2 separate regions of the Mus musculus genome follow, and region 2 is linked to region 1. Evidence: chromatin loops called from intact Hi-C (ENCODE). Cell type or tissue: heart. All regions are shown on one strand. Each heading gives the region's core, and the rest is flanking DNA. Links, peaks and the distances in the headings are about the cores only.

Region 1 (12,467 bases), core at 4,524-9,523:
AAACTTGAGTTCCACTGCCAGCTTCCAAATGGTGGCTCGGGACCCTCTGCAACGCCAGGAAATGCAAAATCCTACTCTGGTCCCTGAAGTTACCAGGCATGCATGTGGTGCATATATACGCGTATGTATGTATATATAGTATACATGCATATATGTATCTATAAACATATAAGCACATGTATGTGTGTGTACATATATATAAACACATATGTAGGCAAAACATTCATATACATGAAATAAATCTTTTTTAAAAAATAAAAACTCATTCAAACTCTTCAGAAATGTGGCTGTAACATCATCTTCCATTGCTTCCTGGAGACTTCACTATCTATGAAATTGTTCACTTTATTGCACTACAAATGTTTTTCTCCATCTCATGCAGTGTGACTCTCAGTGGACTATCATGTTACTCTTTCCATTAACTCTTTGTAGTGTTTCTTCTGTTGGACTCCAGTACTAACCATGTTACAGTTGCTTTCATGGCAAAGTAGGATTTGGAAAAGTCATCACATCTGGTATTTTGTTATTCTTGAGTCTATCCTTACTGAACTCCGCCAGTGCTGGGGATCTTATAGGACAGATGGATACTATCACTGCCCAAGGGTCTCCCAACTTGGTTTAGCACCAGACAGCCAGAGCAGATAGAGACTGAGTCATGTCTTTGAGGAATGATGGGTAATTGAGTGTCACAGCAATGAGACTGTTGGCTTCTTGTCATGGGCCAGTTCATCATAGTTTGGATGAAAAGCCAACACTCTGCTTCCAAAAGATGCTTCCACAATCCAGGTCCTATGTTTAAAGACTACTCTGCATCCTCTTCCAAGTGTCCACTTCCAAGGTGTAGTGCAGGTTTTATAAAGAAGTAAAAGGCCCGACTTCATCTGCAGGACCTTACAGGTAGTTCTGGACTACATAACAACATCTGAATCCATGGGAGCTGGAACAATGCCTCCTAGCCTAAGATCTCTTATCCTACTGCTCTTAAAGAAGACCAGAGTTTGGTTTCCAGCATCCATGCCGGGGAGCTTGCAACTGCCCATAGCTTCAGTTTCAGGAATCCAGCACCTACTTCTGGCCTCCTGACACTGCACTCATACACGAACTCACACTCACACACACACATATAAGCATAATTAAAAATTAAAGTCTAGTCCTTAAAAAAATAATACAAAACACACCTCGGAATCCATGGGCTTCCGAGATAGTTCACTTGTAAAGTGTCTGTCTTACATGCACGAAGAATTGAATCAGACCCTCAACATCTACATCATCCACAACAAAAAAAGTCAGGCCTGGTGACACGTGCCTGCAGTGTCACCTGCATTCCCAGCAGTGGGGAAGCAGAGACAATGGGTTCCTGGAGCTCACAGGCTTGCCAGTCTAGCCTAACCAGTGAGTTCCAGGCCACATCAAGACCCTGTCTCAAAAACCAAGGTATGAGCACCTGAGGAATGACACCAAGGTCACCCTGGCTGCTACATGCACTACTTAATGCTAAGCATCTCCCTCCACACACACCAAAACAAAATCTGAACTCTCTTTGTAATGTGCTGTGTTTCTCCAACAAATTTTTGACTTGCTATATTAGTTTTCCCTAACTGATCCCTATTACCTCATGGAGTAAAAAATACTTTGTAAATTCCAGCTTGGGGTTTCTTCCCGCCATTTGTGTTTTCCAGATGAAAGAGGCACACAGCCTTATATTTTTAATATACCTTAAGCAGCACAATTGTGGGCAGCTGCCTACCCTCCATGCTGTTAGAATCCACCTCCTATCCATAGTCCAAGTTATTAATTACTATGTTTATGTAGGCTGCTTTTAGCCCTTTGGGCCCATGGCAGCTCTGGCAGCTCTCCTCGATTCTCTATCTCATGGCGGCTCCCTTTTACCCTCCCATGATGGCTTTTTTCTCTTTCTTATTTATTCTTCCATGTATACTTAAAAACACTTATTAAGTTTCCCAGGCTAGAGACCACAAGAAAGGAGCAGGAAGAGAAAAAATCCTGCTGTGTGTTTCATCCGAGAACATAAATGGCCCAAGGCAGGAAGAAATTCTGCACCAGAATTTATAAAATGTTTTTTACTATAACCTTGTTTCTCTAAGGTGGGTCGATGTGTCTATTTAAAAATCTCTCAAACTTGGTGTTTGAGACATTAGTCTCAGCATAAAAGGTAGGAAGAGACCTATGAGTTTGAGGCTAGCATGGTGAGTTCCTAGCCAACCACAGTGAGAACCTGTCTAAAATAAGTGTTCTCTCTCTTTCTCTCTCTCTCCCTCTCCCCTCCCCTCTCCCCCTCCCATCCCCCACTCCCCTCTCCCCTCTGTGTGTGTGTGTGTGTGTGTGTGTGTGTAGTGATAGCTCAGCAATTAAGAACACTGTCTGCTCTGGCAGAGGACCTGGGTTTGATTCCCAGCATCCACATGGTGTCCTAAAACTATCCATAACTCCAGTCTTCAGGGGATCTGATGATTCCTCTTCTGACTTCCAAGGGCACTAGGCATGCATGCAGTGCACAGACAGGCATGCAGACAAAACAAAACACACACATTAAAAAATAAATCTTGAAAAACATCCATATTGAGTCCTTAATAAGTTTAAGGCCTATGTGAAATTACTGCCCCCACCCCCACCCCCAGTCCCAAATAAACCTTTTGTTAGCTTGCTTTCTATTGCTGCGATAAACAATCAAAAGCAACTTCAGGAGGAAAGGGTTTATTTGGCCTAGATAACTGGGGTCTCAGTCCACTGAGGGAAGCCAAGACAGGCACTGGGAGGCAAGAACTGAAGCAGAAACCCTGGTCACTACATCTCTCCAGGGCTTGCTTTTGTTTGTTTGTTTGTTTGTTTGTTTTTTCAAGATAGGGTTTCTCTGTGTATCTTTGGCTGTCCTGGATCTCGCTCCATAGACCAGGCTGACGTCAACTTTAGACATCCACCTGTCTGTGCCTTCCAAGTGCTGGGACTAAAAGGTGTATGTTGCTATGCCAGTCCAGCTTGCTTTTTTTTTTTTTTCGAGACAGTGTTTCTCTGTATAGCCCTGGCTGTCCTGGAACTCACTTTGTAGACCAGGTGACCTCAAACCCAGAAATCTACCGGTCTCTGCCTCCCAAGTACTGGGATTAAAGGCATGCGCCACTACCACCCGGCTCAGCTTGCTTTTTAAATACAGCTCAGGACTACCTGTATCAAGTAGGTAAGATGGACCCCAGCACAGACCCTCAGCAGAGATGGAATGGACAGATGATATGCAGCATAGGTACAAATGTGTGATCAGTTATCTCATGAGGTCTAGCATACTGTTGCCTTCATTCTTGTGTGCATATGTGGGTCCCCATATGAACTAGACACCTTAGCACAGTGTTCCTTCTGAATAAGGTTTCCTTGAGTCCATAGTAGAGCCTCAAACACAGAAGGCAGAGTTGGTTGGCCCTTCCCTCCGACAGCCCTTCTCAGTAACTTGCATTTATCCCCTTGCCCTACACACAAGGTACCAGCGAGGTAAATCATTGTTCCAACTGTGCATATCAGGACACCGAGCTTTGTTTGATTTGCTGAGGTGTTTGTTTGTCTGGTTTGGTTTGGTTGTTGCTGTTGTTGTTTTGCACACCTGAAGAATATCCCATAAAGTAGAGCAACTCATTTAACCCATTTGCCTGGCCCCCAGCCTTGCTCCACCCACAGACTTCCTATTCTGAAGAATCCCCATAGAACTCCCTGGGGGGAAACACCCACTTTAGCTGGCACAGACCAAATAATGGGATCATTAGTAAGTCAGAGTCTTCTTAAAATTGGAAGGATTTCCAAATAGCTATTTGTTTCCCTGGTAAATTATTGGATCCTATGGGTATCTTGGGATAGACACACATTTGAAATATGTTTCCATAATTTATAACTTAGCTTTTCCAACTTCTTGGGTGTTTTCACTGTCTGTAAGGAAGAATTTTCTGCTGTGGGATCCAAGACCAAACATTTCCTGGAGACTTTGTTCTGTTTTCTGACCTTCATCTTCTTTCTTCTAAAGACTGAAGAAGAAATTTCTGACCAGTGCAGGCTGTCAGCAGCAGCCTGTGGCCCAAGGTTCAGGTAAGGAACACAGGGCCATGAGGCCCTGGTTATTTCTGGGCAGTAAGGCCAGAATGTGTTAACCCTTTGTTTTATGGGGTTTTATTGTGTTGTTGGTTTGTTTGTTGTTTTTGACTGCCTCTCTATGTCACCCTAGCTGGCTCAGAACTCACCATGTAGGCCAGACTGCCCTCAAACTCAGAGACCCATCTTTATTCCTGAGTGCTGAGACTAAAGGTGTGCACCATCACAGTGGCCTTGACTGAGATTTTATTTATTCATTTATTTTATGTATATACACTGTAGCTGTCTTCAGACACACCAAAAGAGGACATCAGATTCCATTACAGGTAGTTGTGAACCACCATGTGGGTGCTGGGAATTGAACTCAGAAAGAACAGTTAATGATTTTAACTGCTGAGCAATCTCTCCAGCCCCATGGCTGAGACCTGGAGCTCTTTATAGAAATAGGTCTTGCAGAATAGGTCTTGTAGATGACATTTGTTTGTATTCTAAGATTTGAAACTAGTTAGTTCTGATTTTCTCTGATGGTTTGTTAAAATCTGGATGGGGGTGTATTGGCTTAGCAATTGGGTGATAGAATTAGGGTTGTTGCTGCTTTGTTTTGTTTTGTTTTGTTTTGTTTTGTTTTGTTTTGTTTTGTTTCGAGACAGGGTTTTTCTGTATAGCCCTGGCTGTCCTGGAACTCACTCTGTAGACCAGGCTGGCCTCAAACTCAAGAAATTTGCCTGCCTCTGCCTCCCAAGTGCTGGGATTAAAGGGGTGCGTCACCACTGCCCGGCTTGTTGTTTTTTTATTTAAAAGATTTATTTTATTTATGAGCGCTCTATCTGCATGTACATATGCATGCCAGAAGAGAGCATCAGATCCTATTGTAAATGGTTGTGAGCTACCAAGTGGTTGGTGGGGACTGAAATCAGGACCTCTGAAGAGCAGCCAGTGCTCTTAAGCCCTGAGCTATCTCTCCAGCCCCAGAATTAGGGTTTTTATTAGGAGATAGATGTCTGGTCTGCTGTAGCATCCTGCCATCCCAGATTGGTAATCCCAGAGTCTGGGAGTTAGCTCGGTTCCCTGCTACTGATCAGTCCTGTTTTCTCTCTGTCTCTCCTAGGATGGCCACTATCTCAGGTAATGTTTCCTCTCTTAAGGAAGTTATAGAAATCCTCCCTTCTGGGCTGGAAAGATGACTCAGCAGTTAAGAGCACCGACTGCTCTTCTGGAGATCCTGGGTTCAAATCCCAGCACCCACATGGTGGTTCACAACCATCCGTAATGACATCTGACGCTCCTCTGCTGTGTCTGAAGACAGCTACAGTGTACTTATATATAGTAATAAATAAATGCTTAAAAAAAGAAATCTTGCCTTCTATAATTTTTTATTAGATATTTTCTTCATTTACATTTCAAATGCTATCCCCAAAGCCCCCTATACCCTCCTCCTGCCCTGCTCCCCAACCCACCCACTCCTGCTTCCTGGTCCTGGCATTCCCCTGTACTGGGGCATATGATCTTCGCAATACTAAGGGCCTCTCCTCCCATTGATGGCCGACTAGGCCATCCTCTGCTACATATGCAACTAGAGACACAGCTCTGGGGAGTACTGGTTAGTTCATATTGTTGTTCCTCCTATAGGATTATAGACCCCTTTAGCTCCTTGGGTACTTTCTCTAGCTCCTTCATTAGGAGCCCTGTGATCTATCCAATAGATGACGGTGGGCATCCACTTCTGTATGTGCCAGGCATTGGCATAGACTCACACAAGAGAGCTATGTCAGGGTCCTGTCAGCAAAATCTGTCTGGCATATGCAATAGTGTCTGGGTTTGGTGGTTGTATATAGGATGGATCCCCGGGTGGGTCAGTTTCTGGATGGTCTTTCCTTCTGTCTTAGCTCCGAACTTTGTCTCTGTAACTCCTGTCTCTGTAACACAATGGAGTACTACTCAGCAATTAAAAACAATGAATTCATGAAATTCTTAGGCAAATGGACGCATCTGGAGGGTGTCATCCTGAGTGAGGTAACCCAATCACAAAAGAACACACATGGTATGCACTCACTGATAAGCGGATATTAGCCCCAAAACTTAGAATATACAAGATACAATTTGCAAAACACATGAAACTCAAGAAGGAAGACCAAAGTGTGGATACTTTGTTCCTTCATAGAATGGGGAACAAAGTACCCATGGAAAGATTTAAGTTTTTGAGTCTGATCTGAACTAGCATCTTAATGGCCTTTCCCATCCCAGTGGCTGGTCCAGGGCCAGTGGATACTAGTAATATGAATTGGCGCTGGTGGGGCTGTCCTAGACTGCCAAGACAACTTCTGGCTGTGTCATCAGTCATCTTAAGTCTCACCACTTCTTTCTTCATCATCGTGCTCCATGGATGCCTCCCGAAGAAAATGATTCTCAATTCATGTTATATGACTCCAGCTGTGTCTCCTGTTACCAGGAAACCCTCACCCCACTTCACTCCCGCCCCAGACCCACACGCTCCCTAAAGTCTCCAGTTACTCCAACCTCTGGAGATCCATTCATTCCACAGGGACTAGGGATGCACCAGGAGTCTGAGGGTGGCAGCAGGCAAGGAGAGCGTCTTTGGCCCCGAGCTGGGGGCTGCCTGTAGCGTGGGGCAGCTCTGACTGCTGCCTCTCCCCGCCTTCCCCGTCCCCAAAGAGGACACCCCTCCTTCCGCCCGCCCGCTTCCAACCCTTGTACGGCACCGCCTCCTCGCGCCGCCCTTTCAGGGAGCCTCCCAGGCAGCCAGCAAGCGCGGAGAGCGCACTGGGATGGGACTTGAAGGCGGCTTCTCAGGACACGGCGCTGGCGCGGGATTCTTGTTCGCGTCCGGGGATCGGTGCCCAAGGAGCTCTGCGGTCCTCTGCGGGGCGAGGCGGCGGACCACGGAGACTGACACTCACAGCTGCTCCCCTGTCTCTCTTCCCGGGTGTCGGCGGCGGTGGCTGCAGGTGAGCGCGGCGCGCTGACCCGGGAGCAGATGACCCACTGACCGACAGACGCAAAATCTGTCCCTCTCCTGGGGGACCCGCTGTCTCCCTGTGGAGAGTGGGAGAGAAAGGCGGCGCTGCAGGTCCCCTCGGCCGGGAGAAGTCCCGCCACGCCGGGCCAGGCGCGGGACACATGGGGCGGCAGTAGTACCCGAGGGCCCCGCGGGGGCGCTGTGCTTCGCTGCAGGGACACTCAGAACCCCTCCACACTGACCAGGGAATAGGGACTTGTTGAGTGGGTTTGCAGTGACAATCCTATCTACCAGGTAGAAAATAACTTGGTTCCTCCTGTAGGCTGGTACCTCAAGACCAGTGTCATCTAGATTTCCTTTGCTTTCTGTGTCCAGCTCTGGCTTCCTTGTATTTCGGAAGAGGGATAAGAAGAGGGCATTTTGTGTTGCTGGAAAACTGGACGACAGTTTGGGGAGAGGACAGAAAAATATGGGGACAAACCCTTGTAAGGTCTCCCGGAGTTGGTGTTCTGGAGATACTGTACAGTAATCACTGTGGCGCTCCCACAGTGCATCTACAGGATGCAATTCCCATTAGCCTTTGAGGAATGGACAACGAAGCTGTAAGGGTAAAGGACAGAGGTTTGGGAATCAGCAGGCCTCGTTCAAACCCCAGCTGCCAAGTTTACAGGCTGGAGTACTTGGAGACAACCAGCAACACAATGCCTCAATTTTCTCATGCATCTAGAGGGGATTATAATGCCTACAGGATTAAATGAGATTTCATTGAAGTACAGAGAATAGTTCTAAAAGTCTCTTACTGCTAGTGAACTCTGCTACCCACCTTTCTAGAAAAGGAAGGAATCTGTGTGAACACTGAATTCATCCCCTCCCTAATTCTAGGACAAAACCTTTTGAGGGATGCTCTAAGATGGCAGATAATGTATATGTGTTAGTGGAATTTTTGTGCAAATGTCCATTCGAGAACATTCCCTGCCTGCTTGCTTGCTTGCTTTCTTTCTTTCTTTCTTTCTTTCTTTCTTTCTTTCTTTCTTTCTTTCTTTCTTCCTTCCTTCCTTCCTTCCTTCCTTCCTTCCTTCCTTCTTTCTTTCTTTCTTTCTTTCTTTCTTTCTTTCTTTCTTTCTTTCTTTCTTTCTTTTTTTTCAAGACAGGGTTTCTCTGTATAGCCCTGGCTGTCCTGGAACTCACTTTGTAGACCAGGCTGGCCTCGAACTCAGAAATCCGCCTGCCTCTGCCTCCTGAGTGCTGGGATTAAAGGCATGCACCACTACGCCCGGCCCTGCCTTCTTTCAAAGTGATAATTTCACAAAGCCAGCCAAGATACCAAGGTGAGTTTGTAGCCAGGAAGGTTTCCTCTAAGCTTCCTGTTTATTCTGTTTAGAAGGTTTCCTCTAATGTTTGTTCTCTTAGAAACTCCATTGAAGAAGGAAAGGCTGCAGGTTTTCATCTTCTATCTCCCTTCTGTTCCTGCTTTCATTTCAGTTGACAGACTTCAGCTTCAGACCCCCACATAACCAGCCAGATCTCTTCTATAAACCCAGGTTTTGGAGGTTCTGGCTTCCAGAGTCCAGACCCAGGTGGTCAAGAGGCATGGGGCCTGAAGTTCATCGCTGAGGATATCATAGCATAATTGAAACCTGAGACAGCCTTGGATAACAGGCAGGTCAAACTCCTATTAGCTAAGACCACGCATGTCTGACAGCAAAAGGCTAGGTGAAAGCTGAGCATGGTGGTGCATGTCTATAACCCAACACTTGAAATGCAGAGAGGCAGGAGGGTCCGAAGTTCAAAATCATCCTTGATTACATAGTAACTCTAAAACAAACCTGGACTACATGAAACCCTTTCTCCAAAAACCAAAAGGGGAAAAAAAAAAGACAATTGGAATGAGGCTCAAGATTTTAAGAAAGGCAAAGAGATGTTGCTCCTTGAAAGACAAGGAAGAAAAATGAGCCACTGGAGAGTCTGAAAAACAATTTCCAGTTTGCCTAGAAGCAGTTCTTATTGGTAACTGAGAGAAGGCACCGAGATATGGGAGTGTGAAGGAAAGAGGGGGAGAAAGCTTGGTCTCAGGGGAAGCTGAGTGAGTGAGCAGTGACCAAGGAGATGCTGGGATAGATAGAGCTCAATGGAGAGGTAACACCAGCCCCGCCAGCAAGGGCCTTTCCAGAAGTTGCTCTGGCATTTGCTTGCTGGTTCTATCCCATGCACAATCTCCTTTCCCGGGAGTCCCAGTTCTCTGGGGGAAGCTAAGCGGGATTTCCTTCCCTGTCTAAGGGAACAAACACGGGGGATGACATACACAGCTCTAGGGATGGCTGATACCCCAGAGAGTGGTGTACATCGTGTTGCTAGGAAACAGTGCCAGGATGCTCTTCCAAGAGCTCTCAGAACTCCAGCTCATTTTAGCAGTGCCTCAGAGAGTCTGGGTGTGTAAGGCCTAGACTGCAAAATTGGCTGCAGCCATGGAAGAGGTTAGGAGACAGGAAGGAAGCCGAGAGGAAAAAGTGAAGTGTGTGCATTCCTGAATGTGGTCAGGATGCAGAGGGCAGATGGAAACTGGTCTAGGTGTAGACAGCTACTAAGCCAAGGAGTCACTCTGACCATGAAAGGACTTGAGGAAGAGAAGATGAGCTCCTTGCTGGACTAGCTGAGTCAGCAGCCCATCTTCACCTCTAGTTGGAAGTCACAGACAACATGTCAGGTTAACCCAGTAATAACCAGGGTGTGAAGTGTCGAGCTGCCTATGGGTAGTCTTTATGTTCTAGCATGCATTGGCTTCCGGTTTGCTGGCCATGCAGGAGATGGCAGTTCTGATAATAGGTGGAAGGAAGATAGGAAAGGCCCAGCTCTGAGATTTAGTCTCAGCATGGCCTGATTATATGTGAATACTTAGAGTGAAGGACACAGTTGCCGAACTGATGTCATCTCTCTGATTGCCTGAGAGGTTTCGGGGGGCCGGGGGGGGGGTTTCTTCATTGTTTTACCAGTCAACTAGCTCTGAAGCCTTGGAGGGTCTCTAGCTATAAACTTTAGCGTTCTGTTCTCAAAAGTAAGATCTTATCTGCTTTGGTGGGGATCAAGCAAAAATACTTGGTTCCCTGCCTAACCTGTCATAGGCACTAAGCTAACATTAATGTTCTTTCTACTTTTTTCTTTTTTTTTTTTTTAAGATTTATTTATTTATTATATGTAACTACACTGTAGCTGTCTTCAGACACACCAGAAGAGGGAGTCAGATCTCATTACGGATGGTTGTGAGCCACCATGTGGTTGCTGGGATTTGAACTCAGGACCTTTGGAAGGGCAGTCGGGTGCTCTTATCTGCTGAGCCATCTCACCAGCCCCTACTTTTTTTCTTAATTATCTACATTTTTATTGTATGTATTTTGTGTATGTATCTGTGTTAGCACACACATAGAGGTCAGAAGACAACCTGTGGAAGTTCGTTCCCTGCTACCACATGGGTCAGTTTACCCACTGAACCATCCCCCCAGCCTGCCACTTCCTTTTCTTATGTGAATGGGGCTTAGCATTGGCTATAGACTTTTTTAGGAGAGCAGGGTTCTGTGGGTCATGCTTAGGTAGAGATACCACTTTGTTGTCATGCCTCTTACTGATGGTTCATTACATACCAGAGAGTTGTGACACACAAGTGAGGTCCCTTGAATATAGACAGCCAGATCTCTCAAGACCCACAGCTCATTTGTTCTTGACTCTGGAGGGACCCTACTTTTCTGGTGACTCAGATAGTGATGCTTAGAAGGTCCCCAGCTGTTAGAGCAGCCTCCTTTCTCTGTCCCAACCTCTTGGTAAAGCTTCCTAAAAGAACCCATTGTCTCATGGAAAGGAGACAATTGGCTAAAACAAAAGTCAAAGCCTTGCATTATTTCAAAACATTCTTTCTGTGCCCCCTGCTGCTTCACTGGAGGCAGTTTCTCACACAAAAGCTCTCATTTGCTCAGAGTTGAAAGGACTGTCCTTAAAAGTCTTTTAATTTTCCTCTTAGGGATGTTACATATTTTTGAGATGCCAAGAGCTATAAATGCCAAACCAAGAAAGTACCATTGACTTGAGGACATGCATCAACTTATTATTATGTGAAAAATCCATATTGTCTGATTATAATTATATTACATAATATTGCCATTATTATGTATTTATATAGTATCTTTTCTATTTTTATTACCATAAATTAGTGAATATAGTAATGGGTTTCATTACAACTCTTCAGACACATACCCAATGCATTTAGACCATATTTGCCCCCATTATCCTTTCTTGTTCCCTTCCTGATCCCACTGTGTGGTGCATGACCCAACCCCAACCCTCTTTTCTCTCTCTGTCTCTCTCTCCCTCTCCCCCCCTTCTCTCTCTCTCTGGGTTTGTGTGTGTGTGTTTTAAGATTGGTTACAGAAATATGGGGTAAGTTACAATGGCTACACCACTGAATAAAATGTCTCTCTCTCTCCCAACAACCATTAGCTACTTAGAGATCCTTGGGGAGGGGCAGGGTCTGGAAGCTTGTCTCCCCTGCACGGGGTCGGAGGGGGTGGGGCGGATATTAACAGGCCCACCCAACCCTGTGCAGGTCTTGTATAGGTAACCAGAACTGCTGAGAGTTCGCCCATACTATAGCCAGGCCATGCCCAGAAGACACCATTCCACAATATTTCAACCCTTCCTCCTGCTCTTCTTCAATGCCATTTCTTTATTTTATAAATAGCTTTTTTGAAGTTTACCATACAGTGGAATTCATTAATTTTAAAGGGTATGATTGGTAAATTTCAACAAATATGTCACTCCATCATAACCATAACGTAAATGTTCCCATAGCCTCCTAGCTCTTTCCCTTTGGCTGCTCTATGGCTGGTTCCCCTTTCTTACCCACAAGCCCATTGGTTTGTTTCCTACTCTTGTTATGTAGTTCTGCCTTTATTGAATTTCCTCTAGTCAGAGAATTCAGAGCATAGTCCTTTTGTGTCTGCTGCTTTCATTTGGTGTCGTGCTGGGGTTCGGCTAGCAGAGAACCCCTAGTTGCTCAGTAGGAGTTCAGTGTGTGTTTCCCACTCATCAGCGGACCATCTATTGGGTCACTCTCATGCTCAGTGTTGGAAAGCACAACCTCTGCAAGCATCCGGGAAAGAGTTATTGTGTGGATGGATGCTCTTGTCTTCTGACTAAGTGTGTAGGGTCAGGACTCAGAGAGGACAACGCTTCTGTTTTCCTGGGGTTTGAAGGGTTTCTTAGGGTGTGGCCTTTGGTGCTAAAAGTGTGGGTGAATAGAGACAGTGAGTTACCTTTTCCCGTGTTATTTAGCTATAACTTTATGAAGAGCTGTCAACTGTGCTCCAGAATGACACACCGCTTTGCATGCTTACCAACAAATCATGAAGGTTCC
Region 2 (12,467 bases), core at 3,385-8,384, 69 kb before region 1:
CCCGCAGCATGACGTTTCAGTACCTAATGTGGCATGACAGCTCCTGATTCGTTGCTCACCCATCACCCCATTACTACGCAGTGAGCTGGGCAGTGACTAGGCGTGAGTTCACTCTTGCACTTGCGCATAAGGCTTGTTTACTAGTTAGGCGCAGTGGAAGCCAGCGCCATCTTATAATGGCGATTGCTCACAGCACGCACGCGATTGCTCGCGGCTCTCCACAGTCTTTGTTTTGTACTAAGCTAAATTCTAAGAAACAGCTGAAAGCCCACAAATGCTTTCTGGCCCCAGGTGGCCTGGATTAACTTAAACCACAATATTCCAGCTTCATAGGTTAGTTCTCAGCAGGGACGGGGAGGGGCTTCCAGCATACCCATCAAGGGACACCCCCCCCCACAAAAAAAAAAGAAAGCCACATGAAATACCAGGTGTGAGATATACATAAACTTGATTGGATGCCTTTCACCTCTCCTAATCCTCAGCTTTCTCTCTTAAAAGGTTGTTCTGTCCTGCGCCCCCACCACTGGCATGGTTTGGATCCTGAACACAGTCATCTCTCTGATAGATCAGCTTTTTGAAAAAAGATGCTTTTGCGGCCTCAAACTTGGTCTTCATAGTGTATTATTCCCCAATTCTCAGACCCAAGCAACTGTAGGTTCAAAAACATATTTTGCAAGGCATATCAGGTTTAGGAAACAGAAACTTATTCGTAACTAGAAATTGAAGCCTATCCTATAGGGTGTGGGAACTCAGAACAACCTGCTCTGGTCTCATAGGTCATACTCTGAAGTTCTGATAATCAGCTCAGGAAATGGATCCCTGGTTTATTTGGAGGATGCATGAAGATCTCTAAGATTTCCTTTGTTTCATCTAGAAGTAAAACAGACACTTAGAAGTTGTTTTCAGCCAGGCGTGGTGGTGCACGCCTTTAATCCCAGCACTCGGGAGGCAGAGGCAGGCGGATTTCTGAGTTCGAGGCCAACCTGGTCTACAAAGTGAGTTCCAGGACAGCCAGGGCTATACAGAGAAACCCTGTCTCAGAAAAAAAAAAAAAAAAAAAAAAGAAGTTGTTTTCAGGGGCCAGGCTATAGCTCAATTGGTAAAATGACTGGAACACAGGAAGTCCAGGTTCACTGTGTACTACCTCCAATCTTAGCACTTGGGCTGAGAGACAGGAGGATCAGGAATTCAAGATAACAAAGTAGTTAGTTTGAGGTCAGCCTGGAATTTATGATACTTTGTCTAAAATGGAGGAGTCACTGAAGAAGGAGTCAGAGGAGTAGTTGGAGTGGAGGCTGCAGCATGACTCCTCAGGTGCACACACAGGAAACTGAGGCTAGGATGAAGGCTTGGAATCAATCATCATTTATTCTCTTTAAATTTTCTATTATTTTTCTGTGTATGAGTTTTTACCTGCTTGTCTATATGTGTTCTCGTGCATTTACATGCCCATGGAGGCCAGAAGGTGGTGTTGGATCTGGAACTGGAGTTAGCAGGAAACCACCAAATGTGGGTGCTAGGAACTGAACCTGTTCTGTAGGAACAGCCAATGCTCTTAATGTCTTCACACAACTTTACACGACTTCCAGGAGCAGAATTGAGACTATGATTAGGAGACTACGTCTTGACCAAGACTGCTTAACTATGCCCCAGTTTTCCTTCTATCTAAATCTAAAGCTCATGTCAGTAGCCCAGACAGACCTGGGATCTCTGGACTCCTCGATTTGTCCCTACTCCAAGTGTGGTCACTACGATGAAGCTCTTCTCTCTGCCTTTCACTATCATCTCTCTTTAATTGGCACATTTGGATAAGGGACTGAGTCTAGGCTGACGGGGCTGCTAGACTCCAAACTTTTGACCTAAAAACTATCGTTAGAGGAGGAAGGCAGTATTTTCAACAATGCAGAAGACATTTAAAGGCACATTCCTGGCACAGGTCACAGATATCTTTTCTAACACACACTGGGGAAGCAGTACCTCATTTTAAAGAACTTATGTTTATTTGTGTGTGTGTGTGTGTGTGTGTGTGTACATGTCCTCAATATCAGAGACATTGGATCGCTGTGGAGTTGTTTGTAAAGTGTTTGTAAACTGCCTGTTACTGGTCTTGGGAACTGAATTCAAATCCTTTGCAGGGCGAGTATCTGTTCTTAATCACAGAGCCATTTCTTTAGTCCCCCACCCCTACGCCTGGGGAAAATGGGAGCTTTCTTAATCATCAGCCTTGGAGTGGTGATCCTGAAGACTCTTAGGGTAGAGCTAGGTCAGTGGGAGCTGCTGTAAACCTTTTTCTTTTCTTTTTCTTTTTTTCTTTTCTTTTTTTTTTTTTTTTTTTTTTTTTTTTTTTTTTTTTTTCTCAGACAGTTGTCTGGCTCTGTCTAACTCCTTCAGTTTCCTGCTCTCCCCGCACAAGTCCAGATAGAAGCAATATCTCCATGAAGTTTTATTATAACTAAACTAGTCAATACCTAGTGGAGATTGTTTTCGCCCATTCCTACATTCTGAGTAGCATGTATCTCACACAGGAGATAGCGGATGTCAGCCTCGAGGCTCGAAAACTAGGGGTTTTTATTGAAAAAGGGTCTGGGGCTGGGGAGGAATTGGAGCAGTTACACACAAATGGGCAATTTAAACATCAGAGAGCAGTATGTGATAGTAACACAAATGGGCAATTTAAACATCAGAGAGCAGTATGTGATAGTAACTCTAAAGGGAGGGTGTTTATCTTGGTCGGCAGGACATCTGGCTAAAACCCAAACCATATCAGCAGGTGGTCCATTACTCTGGTCCCTGGGATGGCTTTACAGCCTTTGTTCTTTGCTCTAAGCCCAAAAAGCCCCCCTAACCGGCCAGCCCCATGAGTCATGGACCTTGAATAAACCTTCTAGCTAGTTTTAGTTTCTTTCTTTCATTAGTACCAGATGAGGTGACAAACTGGGGCTGGCATCAGGATAGTATTATGAATCTATATAATCTCCATTTTCATGCTTCACAGAATAGGTATACAAAGTAACATTGTGTCGTTTGGATTTCTGATATGTGCTTTGAAAGTAATTAATAATAGGAAGATTTGAATCCTCTGTAGCAGTGTATGCTAGAAATCTTAGCTCTCTTGAGAGTTTGAGGTAGGAGGTGTTAATCTCAAAAGGGGTTTTTCTACCCCACCTTTGATCATTCAGTTCCGGATAAAAGACAGCTTTTATTATTATAACAAGCCTTAATCATCACTAGAGCAGGGCAGGTATGTACCCTCGATGCTGTTATACCTGTTTCCCTGTCAATAACCCCACAATATGACTTGCCATGCTTCATCTGGGTTGTTCTTAACTCCAGCTGGCCAGGCCTCATAGCCATGATTATATGACTTACTTAACCCATAGCATCTTCTCTCTCTCTCTCTCTGTCTGTCTATTTTTCTCTGTGTCTCTCTCTCTCAATTCTGCCTATCTCAATTCTGCCCAGCTATAGCCCATAGGCATCTTTATTTTCCAATCAGGGATAACTTGGGAGGCAAGGTCACACAGGATTCCTTGGTCTCTGCACAGATTCTCTTCCTGCTGGAGGCAACCAAGCCTTTGGGCCAGTGTTTAGCATTACAATACATAGCAAAGGACCAACCTGTCAACCAAGGAGGCCTAGACAGGGCTACTTAGTCAGATTGTCTCGAAAAGAAAAAAAGAAAAAAGAAAAAACAGAGAAGGGAACATAAAGGAAAGGTTTTGGGAGACAAAGAAGTTTCCAGTTCTAAAATCCTAGAGGAAAATATCTAAATTGTTTACAGAAGACAACATAAAGACAGTGAGGCATGGAAGAGTAGACTCTATCAAGTTGCGGGGCAAAATGGCTGAGGTCAGGAAGCTGCTCTGCATCCTGGACAGGAAAGGACAATTGTGCCCTGAGGCTTCTAGGGATGAAAATAAAGCACTTTCTCAAATAATGGCAGTACTGCAAATAGTGGCATCGTGCAAATCTCAGTGGCACATGCACAGCCCTTGGGAGGCAGAGGCAGGAGATCTGGAGGTCCCTCTGGTCTACAGAGCAGAGGGAGTCAGGACTACACAGTGAGTCTCTGCTTCAAAAAGCCCCAAACACAAGTTACAGGGAGAAGCCCAGTTCTCTCTGCTGTTGTTTGGTTGGAGACAAGGCCTCTAAACTTAGCTCTGTCTGACCTGGAACTCACCATGAAGACCAGGTTGGAATCAAACTCACGGAGATCTACTTGCCTCTGCCTCCGCCCTTCTGAGTGCTAGGATCAACGATGTGAGCCCCCATGCCTGGCCCAGTTCTTGTTTTTCCGGCAACACTCTTTTGCATTCCAGTAATCTTTTGCACTCCAAAGATCCTGTAGCTGTTTGGTTTACCTACCAAGCTTCACCTGCGCACATTTTCTTCAGCTAGTGTCTATTCTATATTTTAAAATCTATAGCAATTTGGCTACTGTGACTTCATATCTAGAATAGTAAATTTTCTGAAATATAAAATTCATCTGAATCAATGTGTCATTTGCTTAATAAATTTGAAATCTTTGTGGGAAAAGAAGAGAGAGGGCAGTATCTATGTTAATTTTGAATTTTCAGAGTCTTTCAATGCAGTATTCCTCAGTCTGTATTACTATCCCTTTCCTGAATACTAATGTTTGTGGTTTTGTTCACTAATGGCTGTGGGCATAATTATATACTCTTTTTGCAACCCTGAGGATGGAGCTCAGAGCCTCCTGCATCCTGAGATAACACTCCACATGAGAGGAAAGCCCCAGCCCATAACTAACAATAGACAATCCCAGAGAGAAAATTATCTTTAATGTTACGAAGAAAAGAAACAAATACCGAGCTTTTCCAATTCCTCCCACAACAGTTATCCTGCTTGTATCTTTGCTCAAGGACCTACACGTGGTATCTCTGGGAATAGAAGCCAAGTTTAAACTAGAGTGTGGTAGATGCACGTCTTTGTGAAACTAACCAATCTTGAACCATCTTTCATCTTATTTGACATGTACTTTAATTTAAATCGAACCCATTTTAAAACTTTTTTAAATTTTTGTTGTTTTTCAAGACAGGGCTTCTCTGTATAGCTCTAGTTGTCCTGGAACTTACTCTGTAGATCAGGCTAGCCTTGAACTCAGAAATCCACCTGCCTCTGCATCCCAAGTGCTGGGATTAAAGGCATGCGCCACCACTGACCGGCCAAATTGAACCCATTTTATTTCTTGTTCTAATCCTGAAATAAAACTTTCACATGGTCTCTTTTTTTCCCTTCCTTCCTTTCCTTCCTTCCTTTCTTCCTTCCTTCTTTCCTTTCCTGAAACAGGGTTTCTCTGTGCAGTTTTGGCTGTCCTGGAACTTGCTCTACAGACTAGGATGGCTGTCCTGGAACTTGCTCTATAGACTAGGATGGCTGTCCTGGAACTTGCTCTATAGACTAGACTGGCTGTCCTGGAACTTGCTCTATAGACGCTGGCCTGCCTCTGTCTCCTGACTGCTGAGATTTAAAGCGTGCACCACCACCAATGCCCGGCTTCACACGAACTTTTAATTTAAGTTATCAGAGCTTCTTAGCTAGCACTGTGGTCATCAAAGGCTAAACTTGGATCCTATCCAAAACAGCAGCTGGAGGGACATCCCCCGCCCCCAGACCCTAGTCCTCTGCCTGGGCTCTTTCAACGCTGTGTATTGTGACTTGCATAGATCTTTTGGCAGTAATTGTTTTTTTGTTTTTGTTTTACTAGAACTTCAGTCATTATTAAAAATGCCACGGAAGCACAGTGAGGATGCCCTTGACACACATTCTATTTTCTGGGAAAAGATTGCTACTAAAGTAATTGAGCTGGGAAGCTGAGATAAATTGCTCTCTGCGGGTTCCGCAGTGGTTCAAAGTACCGCAGTTGACTGGAATAATCATTCTAAGCAGTTTTCCTTCCTTCCGCCAGTTTGCAAGATAACTACAATCCTAGCACAGCATTCACCGGTTATTTGCAAGCTAGATGTGAGGCAAACACAGCTGGAATGAATCTGAATCCTAACCAAAGGTGCACCCCATTTCCGGAGGAAAATTCTGGAGACTCCCTCAGGGTCCAGCAAGGAAGCATTTATTTGGCGCAGCGCTCCCAGCGCCCGCAGCTGGCTGGAGCCGGTGGTGACATCACGAGCCCGGGCAGGCCACGTGACCCACGGCTTCTCCTCCCCCCTGCCTCCTAGCGTCGCCGCGGTCTTCGAGCCCAGTGTCCCGTCGCAGCGGCCACTCGGAGCTCTCGGTACAGTGCAGAGCCAAGGGTCGGGCGAGCGGTCCGAGGGTCGGGGCGGCCAAGGAGAGGGGCAGGAGCAGCGGACCCAAGACGAAGCGAGCGACGCTCTCACAAACTTCCACGAGCGCCGGAGCTATGAAGATGGTCGCTCCCTGGACTCGGTTCTACTCCCACAGCTGCTGTTTGTGCTGCCATGTCCGCACCGGCACCATCCTGCTGGGCGTCTGGTACCTGGTGAGCGCGCCCTGGCGTCGAGGGAGCCCCCGGGGTCCCCACGCGCGCCGCTCACCCCGCGCCACTAAGTCGCTTCTAGGTCGGCGTCGGTCTGGGGGCCGCCCGCGATCATCCGCCTAAAGTTGTATTATTAGAAAGTTAATTCTCGGGGAGAGCCGGGCTGCAGTGGCGGGGGCATGTGGGGCCGGGCGGGGGGGGGTGGGGCACCGGGCCCTGCGAGGTGCGGGCCGGGCATGTTCACCCCCGGGACGCACCACGGCTACACAGCGTTCGCCCTCGCGAGTTCGCGTCCGAGCAGAAACGGTTGGGAAATTCTTGTTCCTCTCGAGAGGATTTTCCTGCGTACGCCTGTTTAAAGCTCTTACACAGGGAAGGTACCCAAGTGTGCCTGTGTTCCAGTTGGCTTGGAGAAGCCATCTTAACAACCACTCAGGTTCCTGCCCGAGGACAGGTGATCCCTCTGAATAGGCACGGCGGGCAAATTTAGTTTTCTTTAAAAATGGCCTTCAGGTTGGCGCTCACATTTGTGTCAAGAACAAACATGTGATTCTCTGGGGCAGCGAGTTAGCTTGATGGATTCTTGCCCTGTGGCGCTGGCTGCCCTTGGTTGGTGGTTGGCAGCCTTGGACTGAGTCGGATTCCTCAATATTTTGGATTTTGTGACATCATTTTAGAGAGATCCGAGCTACTTGCTGCAGAACAACGAAATGTAGTTGAAAGTGGTAGTTAAGTGGCATATAAAACTTTTTAGTTAGAACATATTCTTAGCTCCCTTTGATAGTTTAAAAAGATATTCAGTATTGAATTGTAAACTGCCTTGTGCCATTTTAAACAATGCATTCCCCTTCCACGTGATGTTACAGTTCTATTTATAGTCTCAAGTTTTCTTTAGTTGGGTCCATTATGGCCGCATAATAGAATTTTTTAGTCTTAAAAGCTTTCCAACAGACCTTTGGTATATGTGGGTTCTGGCTGTTCAGTGTGAATGCAAATTGAACATTAATGTATTGGCTCAGCCCTGACTTTTCTTAAAGCCAAGGAATTTACAGGAATTTAAAACCATAGTTGGAGTGTGGAAAGTGGCCTCAGGAAGTGCTTTTATCGATGGCCAGTCAGGGCAGAAGGTGGGCTGCAAATGTCTGTGTCCTCCTTGGAAGTGTTCAGATCTGCAGGCTTGCAAGGGCTTCAGTGGATGCAGTTGGTAAAATCTAGGGCATTGCATTAGGCAAATGTACTACATGATCTACGGGAGATATAAATCTACTTTAGTCTTGTTGGCAGTCATCCAACCATGCTGTATTGGTGTGTCAAAAGCAGACTTCCCCCTCCGTAGGCTTCCTTTCCTGTAAGAGCCTGCCCTTTGTGAGGCATACGCTTCCAAGGAGACCAGAAAAGCTTAGGTACTCACCACATCTATATAGAAATCTTTTCTATTCCTATTGAAAATTTCTTGTTCACTAGTTGAGTTCCCTTATAGTTTTAAATACAAATCTGTTATCTAAGACCTTAATTTCCATTTAAAAAGGTCAACATGGTGAGGGCCTAAGGCCTAAGGAAAAATGAGGTACCTACCTACCTCTCCTTCCTACAAGCACCCCCCCCCCATCTTCTCACCCTGTCTCACCTGCCACGTGGTCATGTATAAAAAGAGTTTTCAGTGTAGACTGAGCCCCAACACAGCGTACTACATGATCTACGGGAGAGAAATACTTGAGCCCTGTAGTTGTCAGGTATCCAACCATGCTATATTGGTGTGTCAAAAGCAGACCGCTCCAAATGAAAATTTTGTGTTTCGTATCCCTGCTTACTGACTAGGGCTTACTAGTATTACCCTTTTACTAACTAACTAGGTCCTGCATGCTATGTACTGTGTTCAGTAAGCTAAATTTAATTTTCTAGGGATGAAATTAGAGGCTAAGAGCTTGTGGTTTATTTACAGTCCTTGGTTACAGCTCATGTGATAATCCGTATTTCTTTAAGCCTTTAAAAAGTTGTTGTTTTGCCTTGACTATCAAAGGTTTTCAGGAATAAAACATTGATTTGGCTACTAGAGTTTTCCCTCTAATAAATTCCATTCACATATGTGAGATCCACTTGTTACTTGTACAGTTCATTGACAATGACACCAACGTTACTAATCCATATCCCTAAGAAGGTCTGAAACCTCACAGGATTTTCTCTGTCTCTTCCTGGTCCTAGTCAGTGTGTTGGGGTAGGGGCGTAGGCCACTCTACAGACAGGGTCTTATGGTGTGCACCTGAGTTCTCTTCTTGTTCCTTTCATTTAGAAGGCATGATTTTTTACTTTCCTAGTGTTGGAATCTGTAATTGGCTTATGTTTGACTGCTTAACATATCTTAGTCTGTGAATAGACCACATCTTTGTTGTGCATGGAGCTGTTTTAGTTTGGGGCTATTATATGTATATTCAACTCTTCTGAACATTCTTAAGCAATGTTGCTAGACATACGTTTGTATTTCCATTGGGTGGAGCTGTTGCTCATTGGGTGAGGTATGTTTGGCTTACCCAGTGCTAGCCAGTTTTCCAATCTGGTTAGTTCTACCAGTTTGTTTTATTTACTACTAGTGTATGAAGTGCTGATGGTCTCATGGGCCACGGTGTTTGGTGCTGTCAGTCTTAGATTTTAGCATTCCAAGTGGCATGTAGTGCTACACTGCTTTAATTTGCAGGTCCCTCATGAAGAGTGATGTGGAAGAGTTTGACTTTGTTTATGAATCAATTGCATGTCATATAATTTTTATTGGGCTGTCTCATTAATTTGTAGAAACTATTTATGTACTTAGATACCAATTTTTTTTGTTAAATATGTACATGTGACTATAATGTCCCAGACTGTACCTTGTACAAGGTCTTTCTATGTAGTCACAGCTGTCCTGGAACTTGCTTTGTAGACCAGGCTGGCCTCAAACTCACAAGAGATTTGCTGTGTGCCTCTAGTGCTGATGAGATTAAAGACTATGTGCAGCCTGTATGCTCCCTCCCTCCCTCCCTCCCTCCCTGTTCCCTCCCTCCCTCCTTCCTCCCTCCTTCCTTCCCTCCTTCCTCCCTCCTTCCTTCCCTCCTTCCTCCCTCCCTTCCTTCCCTCCTTCCCTTTTTCCCTTTTTTTCCTTCCTTCCTTCCTTCCTTCCTTCCTTCCTTCCTTCCTTCCTTCCTTCCTTCCAGACAGGATTTTTTTGTGTAGCAGCCCTGGCTGTCCTGAAACTCACTTTTTAGACTAGGCTGGACTCATAACTCAGATTCACTCACCTTTGCCTCTAAAGTGCTGGGATTAAATGTGTGTACCACCATGCCAGGCCTCATTTTCTTAATGAGACATTTTGGTGATTAGGAGCTCAAAAGTTCAATTTGTGAAGCTTTTTCTTTAAAAGTTAATACTTTCTGTATCCTATGAAATCAAAGGGTATAAAGATTTTTTTTCCCCTTGAAGCTCTGTGGTTTTAGCTTTTCTGTGAGATAGGAGCTGACATCCATTTTTTTTTTTTTCAAAAAGACCCTTTAAGCTGAGTATGGGAGCACATGCCTGTGCTCTTGGCACTCAGGAGACTGAATCAGGAGGATAGCTGTGAGTTTACAATAGCCTATTAAAATTAAAACCTCGAGAAAGAGAGAAATGTGTAGTTGATTGACTGCTGTGTGTTCTGGAATTTTCTCTCTCTCCATTACAGTAGAATAATTGGTCCCCTGTATTCAAGGGTTTGGGGATGTATCTGTAATAAATGTATGCAATCCATCATTAATTAAATAATACAGTATAATTATGTGTCATTTTACATAGTATTATTAGTTATAAGTAAGCGAAACATGAGTTCTAAAAGAAGATATGCTAGGTTCTAGGCAAATGTTGAGCCATTGTATGTAAGTCTTAAGCATCGAAGGGTTCTGCTACACTCCCCACTGCCCAGGTTTTCCCATACTCGAATATCAGGCCATCCATTTAGACTTTCCAGCTCAATGCCTCTGATTTTACTTTAAAAAAAATTATGTGTATGAATGTCCATCAGCGTGTGTGTATGTGCATACAGTTCTCAGAGGTCGAAAGAGGGTCACAGTTACAGGTCCTCTGGCACTTGGATAGCTGTGATCTATGGTGGGTCCGGGGAACCAAATCCTAGTTTTTTCCAAGAGCACTAAGTGTTTTTAAGTGTTGAGCCATCTTTCCAGTCCTGTCTACTTCTGACACCTTAATCTCTTTATTACAGCTCTGCATCTTGTTGACTTTTCTGTTTGGGTCTCTTGCCCATCATTTCTCTTTCTGAGAATGCTCTGATTAGCTCTCACTTTACTACTGAAATATGACTGATCTGTCTTAAACATTTAGCATCTCTTCACCCCCTTCTCTTCCAGATATCCTTCTTAAAAAGACTTTTTTTATTTATGTGTGTTTATCTGTGCCATGTGTGCAGAAATCCCTGGAAGCCAGAAGAGAGTCCCTGAAGCTAGAAATATAGGCTGTTGTGAGCTCCCAGTGTGGGTGCTGAGGACCTGCTCAGATCCATCCACTGGAAGAGCAGGAAGTCGTCGCTTCCGCCCTGGATGTACTTGTTTGTTTGTTTGTTTGTTTTTAAAAGATTTATTTTATGTAATTGAGTACACTGTAGCTGTCTTCAGACACACCAGAAGAGGGCATTGGATCCCATTAAAGATGGTTGTGAGTCACTATGTGGTTGCTGGGACTTGAACTCAGGACCTCTGGAAGAGCAGCCAGTGCTCTTAGCCACTGAGCCATCTCTCCAGCCCCCCTGAATACACTTTTAAATACAAATGGCTATGACAGTTGCACGCTGTCCTTTTTTTTTTTTTTTCATCTAGAATATATTCACTGGGTAGGTGGCAGTGATCAGCTTACAGGCTGTGAAAGGTCAGGATAGTTGGACTTACTAGCCTTGCCAGCTGGGTCAAGCCTGATGCATTTGGCTTTTGCCTATGAAATTGGCATCCCTTTTAGCAGGCTTTCCTGTCCCCCTTTTAACTTTATTTTTCTTTCATTGTATTTATTAGTATTATTGTTGTTGTTAATTTGTTTTTTGTTTGTTTGTTTTTGTTTTTTGTTTTGAGACAGGGTTTCTCTGGGTAACCTTGGCTGTCCTGTCTTGCACTATACATCAGGCTGGCCTTGAACTAGGAGATTTGTCTGCCTCTGCCTCCTGAGTACTGGGATCAAACAGGCATGGCTACATCCAGCTATCCTGGTCCGCAAAAGCAACCCTGCTTGATAGGTGGCAGTGTAGTCATTTAAGATTAACAGTTTCTTGCTAGCTGCCAGATTATATGACTGCCAGTAAATCCAGAGCCATGTATGGGGTTGACTCTTGGTACTGATAGTCCTTACTGTCTACTGTTCTGCCACACACTCCGGTCGGTCGAGTCAGCTTGACAGGCCGAGAGGCCTGGAAGCCATTCACGAGGCAGAGAGTTTCACGGAAACTCACCTCCTGGAGTCTGGCGTTCTCTTTAACCCATATACTCATACCCTATTCCCGAGTTAGTCTGGTGTATGGATCTACGTGCTCTCTTTTAGTATTATCTTATTATAAGTGCCTTTTAAGATTGAATTCTGACATAGCTAAGCCCACCTGCCCCAGAGACCCATTCCAGACAGACAAAGGGGCCCAGAGGGTCTGCAGCACTGTTCAGCCTGTAAAAGATTGAAATATTATGCTGAGGAGCCAGGATTTTTATTCTCTAGGCAGTGGGGGAACCATTATAAAGTCACAAACAGGAGTGATATTATATAGGATTTTTTTTTTATTGTTGTTGTTTTAAGATAGAATCTCACGCTGTATGTGTATAGCCCTGACTGGTCTGGAACTCATTATATGGTTTAGGCTGGCTTTGAATTTGTGTCAGATGCTCCTTCCTCCGTCTCCCAAGTGCTGAGAGTACAGGTATGGGCTACCATGTCTGGCTAGCCAGCTTTTAGAGAAGATTAAAATGGCAGGGTGTTTCAGAGGGCTACAAATCAGGTCAGGCTG

Evidence for each region. Hi-C counts contacts between places; a loop is a spot of excess contacts. Peaks named below come from ENCODE experiments on the same cell type or tissue, not always from the same donor. Only the 100,000 strongest peaks of a DNase experiment are listed, where the experiment ranks them.
Region 2: it touches region 1 in a loop (3-fold over the local background); 4 of 42 quality-filtered maps call a loop at or near these places.

The regions. Positions count from the first base shown.
Region 1 is chr15:34,299,854-34,312,320 of GRCm38, forward strand. It overlaps Matn2 (matrilin 2), which reads left to right and starts at 6,828. Exons shown (of 19, transcript NM_001358780.1): 1 at 6,828-7,055. In heart, for the core only: a CTCF peak has its summit at 7,258; DNase peaks (open chromatin) are centred at 6,858 and 7,158; H3K4me3 peaks cover 1,258 bases; H3K27ac peaks cover 692 bases; H3K27me3 peaks cover 358 bases.
Region 2 is chr15:34,231,948-34,244,414 of GRCm38, forward strand. It overlaps Laptm4b (lysosomal-associated protein transmembrane 4B), which reads left to right and starts at 6,079. Exons shown (of 7, transcript NM_033521.3): 1 at 6,079-6,475. The coding sequence starts at 6,377. In heart, for the core only: a CTCF peak has its summit at 6,104; DNase peaks (open chromatin) are centred at 5,614, 6,134, 6,934 and 7,744; H3K4me3 peaks cover 2,930 bases; H3K27ac peaks cover 2,198 bases.